2 separate regions of the Mus musculus genome follow, and region 1 is linked to region 2. The links are chromatin loops, found by intact Hi-C in ENCODE. Cell type or tissue: left cerebral cortex. All regions are shown on one strand. Links, peaks and the distances in the headings refer to the core of each region. The heading gives the core; the rest is flanking DNA. Region 1 has its middle 4.5 kb from the start of Gm42346. Region 2 has its middle 1.5 kb from the start of Gm13212.

The links. Hi-C counts contacts between places; a loop is a spot of excess contacts. Peaks named below come from ENCODE experiments on the same cell type or tissue, not always from the same donor. Only the 100,000 strongest peaks of a DNase experiment are listed, where the experiment ranks them.
Region 1: it touches region 2 in a loop (27-fold over the local background); 30 of 42 quality-filtered maps call a loop at or near these places.

What each region holds. Positions count from the first base shown.
Region 1 is chr4:145,406,244-145,409,171 of GRCm38, forward strand. No RefSeq gene overlaps it. Among named protein-coding and RNA genes, the nearest start is that of Gm42346, 4.5 kb to the right of the region's middle. In left cerebral cortex, for the core only: no CTCF peak of the experiment used is centred there; a DNase peak (open chromatin) is centred at 1,637.
Region 2 is chr4:145,582,266-145,585,193 of GRCm38, forward strand. It overlaps a transcript of Gm13212 not described here. Among named protein-coding and RNA genes, the nearest start is that of Gm13212, 1.5 kb to the right of the region's middle. In left cerebral cortex, for the core only: no CTCF peak of the experiment used is centred there; no DNase peak of the experiment used is centred there.

The sequences.
Region 1 (2,928 bases), core at 300-2,799, 180 kb before region 2:
CATGTATTCCCCAAGGACACTTTGTACTGATGGAGAAACAATGACCTAGGGAAGATTGTCTGGGACAATTTCATAGACTAGGACTTTCAGGTGTGGTCTGGTGCTACATCTATCACAGGTCACCAAGCTGCTTACTACATACATTCCTTCACTTCTGGTAAAAAAAAAAAATGTACTTTTTCTTGCACTGAAGAGAAAACCCTGTGGTTTTACATTCCTGGTTACCATAGAGCTCATTTTTTGACCATAGTTTCCTTTTGCCCTCTACAGAAAAAATATTTTTTATGGATGTATCTAGTTCTTAGGATGTTAATGTCGTGTTAGTGTAAATGGAAAGATGGTCAACAGATGTTTTCTAGAATATAAATTGTGTTGTTGAGATATACAAAGTGTGACTACATTGCTGACTCTATAGACATAAAACATGCATGTGCTACTGGCAGAATCCCAGCAATCAGAACACCGTGGCAGGAATATTCCTCTTCATTTGAGGTCAGACTCTACATCAAAGTGACATTCCAACCTGTGAGCCCCAATTTCTTCTTCTGGCCTGCATGGATTCTCCACATGTATTGAGTTGAATTTCTTACCCTTTTCTGCAGCTGTGTCTGTGTATTTTCAAATTTTTATTGCTATATAGTCAGAGAACTAAGTGCCATCAGGATCTTGATATTGTAATTTCTATGGCCCATCACCAGCCTTATATTTGTAAACAGTTGTCCTTCAACACAGGCTGAGATGCTTGAAGGGCAGGCAGCTCTCTATGCCTAAAGGCAATCCACAGAAATTCTGGTGATGTCTCACACCTGATTGCTTGTAAGAAAAAAACCTGACATCCAATTCCTGGGACAAGAACTGGAGGGTGGAATTTCTAGATATAAAAAGAGATGTAGGAGCCATGCGTGGTGGCGCACACCTTTAATTCCAGCACTTGGGAGGCAGAGGCAGGCGAATTTCTGAGTTCGAGGCCAGCCTGGTCTACAGAGTGAGTTCCAGGACAGTCAGGGCTATACAGAGAAACCCTGTCTCGAAAAACCAAAAAAAAAAAAAAAAAAAAAAAAAAAAGAGATATAGGGAGGAGAATGCAGATGTAGGAGATTTAGTGGGAGACAGAGAAGATAACAGATAGATGGGAACAGAACCAGTGGGAGGTTAAGAGGTATCTATGTATGAGGTCATAGGTTTGAATTGTCTTAAATTTAAACGATAGCTAGGAGACTGCTCCCGTGAAAGTTTTATGCTTTACACTATATAGAAACCTCCTTCTCATTATTTATAACACTGGTGTGTCCATAAACACTCCCAGTAGTTATGTCCACACACCCTTGTTTATCATAGATATATAACATTTAACCAGAGTGCTATTGGTATTTAAGTCAAATTAGACTTTGATTGGTTATTCCCAATAAATTCATGATATCTTTGACCTAGCATATTTTGGAAGAAGGAGAAATTATAGATCAAAGACTTTTTGGTTGGTTCTGTGTATATATTTCACTTTGTGTAGCTTGCAAAGCACCTTCCCATAACGAGGACACTGTAATATAAGAGTCAATGTTCTTGGAGGCACCAGTTTGACCTCTTCATATACAATGAGTTGTGTCAGTCCTGTCTTTAGCAATGAACACTTATTGTCAGTTTATAAAAAGCAAGCCCTTTCTTTTGTTGTCAGTGTCCTGCAATCTTTGGGTATTTTTATGAAACCACTTTGGCTAGCAGCTCACTTTATGTAACACAGTGAAAAATACAAGATCAACTGGAACTCCATCTCCTTTAGTATTCAAAGACTTCATTTGAATCATCTTCATATACTTATAAAGTCGTACTTTTGAAAAAAAATTTTTTTTTGCAAACATCTTACTAAGAATACATCGAGCAGAACTCCATGAAGTCTTGCTCCATGGTGCTTCCCTATGCATTGGCAGAACCATAAGTGTGACAATGTATTATATAAAAGATCTAACTTGATGCGTTGATAAATGGTAATTTATGTACTTTTTCATGTCCTGCTCAGAAACTGCATGTGAGTCATTTGCTGAAAGCATGAAATACAGAGGCTTAAAGCACATTTCAAAATGCATATACAGTTATGGGTATGGTTGATAAAAGTCATGTTTATAAATGTTTGTTGTCTTGATCATGTGGACCCAGTTACCTAATTCTTTATAAAACTCTGATAAAGATTATTGTTCACTATCCCATTCTTTCCCCATGTGATGGTTCCCTTGATGTTCTAGTAACACTCCAAAGCTCTCTATTAAGGTCAGCCAGAGAGATACAAACAGACAACAGATTACACAGATAGACACAAACATGAAGACAAAAGGCAGACAGAAAGGGAGAGATACTCAAGGCAGCCTTCAGGAAGTTACAGATTTAAACTAACTGAACAGACACTCAGGTTGGAAGGCACAGGGAACATGAAGTAGAGAATTCAACTTTGGACTCACACTTAGTTAAATGCTCTGAGGGAAAGGCTTTAATTTCTTTCCTTAACTCAACTCAAATGCATTATTAATCACCAGTATGCTTAATCTATTCACTTATGAAGAATCAATTAACTTGTGACATTTTTTGTTTTGCATAAGTACAATATGGGAGAAACTAAAAGTCACCATAATGGGAAACAAGTAGCCCTGCCATCTGAAAGGTGTTCATGGGCTTTGAACCCTGTTCTTTAAAGACAGTCACCAAGGTCTGAGCTTGTGCTTCTGAGCTCTCACCTCCATGCTTAGCTAGAAACCATTTTAACCTCTCACAGTCATCACAACAGATTTTAAACCTTGGAGGTTACATGAAAATCCTGGAACTCATTATAATCATGAAAAGAGTTGACTTCCTAACAATAGTCTAATGAGACTTGGGTAAATCTCGAGTCTTCTTTCCCCAGTTTATGCTGATATGCATGGGTGTACATACAGTGTGAGA
Region 2 (2,928 bases), core at 239-2,738:
ATCTATGTATGAGGTCATAGGTTTGACTTGTCTTAAATTTAAACGATAGCTAGGAGACTGCTCCCGTGAAAGTTTTATGCTTTACACTATATAGAAACCTCCTTCTCATTATTTATAACACTGGTGTGTGTGTCCACAAACACTCCCAGTAGTCATGTCCACACACCCTTGTTTATCATAAATATATAACATTTAACCAGAGTGCTATTGGTATTTAAGTCAAATTAGACTTTGATTGGTTATTCCCAATAAATTCATGATATCTTTGACCTAGCATATTTTGGAAGAACGAGAAAATATAGATCAAAGACTTTTTTGGTTGGTTCTGTGTATATATTTCACTTTGTGTAGCTTGCAAAGCACTTTCCCATAACGAGGACACTGGAATATAAGAGTCAATGTTCTTGGAGGCACCAGTTTGACCACTTCATATACAATGAGTTGTGTCAGTCCTGTCTTTAGCAATGAACACTTATTGTCAGTTTATAAAAAGCAAGCCCTTTCTTTTGTTGTCAGTGTCCTGCAATCTTTGGGTATTTTTATGAGACCACTTTGGCTAGCAGCTCACTTTATGTAACACAGTGAAAAATACAAGATCAACTGGAACTCCATCTCCTTCAGTATTCAAAGACTTCATTTGAATCATCTTCATACACTTATAAAGTCGTACTTTTCAAAGAAAAAAATTTTTTTGCAAACATCTTATGAAGAATATATCGAGCAGAACTCCATGAAGTCTTGCTCCATGGTGCTTTCCTATGCATTAGCAGAACCATAAGTGTGACAATGTATTATATAAAAGATCTAACTTGATGCGTTGATAAATGATAATTTATGTACTTTTTCATGTCCTGCCCAGAAACTGCATGTGAGTCATTTACTGAAAGCATGAAATACAGGCTTAAAGCACATTTCAAAATGCATAAACAGTTATGGGTATGGTTGATAAAAGTCATGTTTATAAATGTTTATTGTCTTGATCATGTGGACCCAGTTACCTAATCCTTTATAAAACTCTGTTAAAGATTATTGTTCACTATCCCATTCTTTCCCCCATGTGATGGTTCCCTTGATGTTCTAGAAACACTCCAAAGCTCTCTATTAAGGTCAGCCAGAGAGATACAAACAGACAACAGATTACACAGGTAGACACAAACATGGAGACAAAAGGCAGACAGAAAGGGAGAGATACTCAAGGCAGCCTTCAGGAAGTTACAGATTTAAACTAACTGAACAGACACACAGGTTGGAAGGCACAGGGAACATGAAGTAGAGAATTCAACTTTGGACTCACACTTAGTTAAATGCTCTGAGGGAAAGGCTTTTATTTCTTTCCTTAACTCAGATGCATTATTAATCACCAGTATGTTTAATCTATTCACATATGAGGAATCAATTAACTTGTGACATTTTTTTTTGCATAAGTACAATATGGGGAAAACTAAAACTCAACACAATGGGAAACAAGTAACCCTGCCATCTGAAAGGTGTCCATGGGCACAGAACCCTATTTAAAGACAGACCCCCAGGTTTGGGCTTGTGCTTCTGAGCTCTCACCTCCATGCTGAGCTAGAATCCATTTTAACCTCTCATAATCATCACAACAGGTTTTGAACCTAAGAGGTCACATGAGAATCCTGGAACTCATTACAATCATGAAAAGAGTTGACTTCCTAGCAATAGTCTAATGAGACTTGGGTAAATCTCGAGTCTCCTTTCCCCCACTTATGCTGACATGCATGGGTGTCATAGAGTGTTACAGGGAACAATCAGGAAACCATTTATCAACCAACAGTGCAGTATGTATTGCATTTTTGTTCTAGTTTTCTTTCATCCTTTTATCCTTTCTTTCTTTCTTTCTCTCTCTCTCTCTCTCTCTCTTTCTTTCTTCCTTCTTACTTCCTTTCCTTACTTTTTTTTTTGATAAAGATCAGGACAGTTTTCCGAAGGAGTTTCATTTATTGCCTCATCCTTCATGCAGTAAATAATATTGTGCCTTGACCTAACATCATTTTAATTCATCATTTTCTTTGATTGAGGCATCCACCTCCTCTACTTTTTCTTTAAGTCTGATAATCTGTCTCCCACAGGTTCTCTATGTATCAATTTTATTTGCCTCACTGCATTTTCTCTTCAGGATTTTTTTTTTTTTGGCATTTCTAAGCATTTATTGAACTCAATTTTAATATTTTATATTGTCATTTCCTTCAGGAATCTGGTATTATTTTCTTGCCCATGATTTATTTTGTTCCTCTCTGAGTGGATTTACATGGTTTACAAACTTTCATCTCCTTGATCATTACTGTGGGTTTTCAATTCTTTGTCTTGGATATCACATAAATTGTGCTCCTTATAGGATACCTCTATGGTTTGCGGTTTGAGCCAAGGACATTTTATCTAAGTTATTGTTTGTTTTGGGTATCTGTTCTGAGCATCAGAATTCAAAGGGATTTCTTAATTGTGTGCATTTTTAGCCCAGAGGAAAAGACTCACAATATGAGAAGTTAGTATGCGTTGTATCTGAAGGGTTCAGAACCCAGGTGCAGTGTCCTACTACATCCAGTTCTGGTCTAGTCTGGCAGCAACCTTGTGGGGAAGCTGTGCAGAGTAGGTCATGGGAAGTTGTGTGAGAGGCAGCCTGCAACAGAGTTGGAGGAGTGGTTCCTGATGGGGAGGGTGGGCCTCCAGCCTGATTAGATGAGTTTAAGAAAAAGACAAATTAAAAGCAAAGGAACGAGCAAGAAAGGAAGCAAGGAAGCAAAAATTCAAAACACCAAACATTGCTGTGAAGAATTGGGAAGCTAATTAATTAAAAGGTCCCTAAGTAGGTGGGCTTAGAAGAATTGCAGGAAGCTGCTGAATATTGGGCGGGTCCAGAAGGAGGGGCAAGCAGAAGTGAAGGGAAGTTCCGCGGTTTCATCTTTCTTT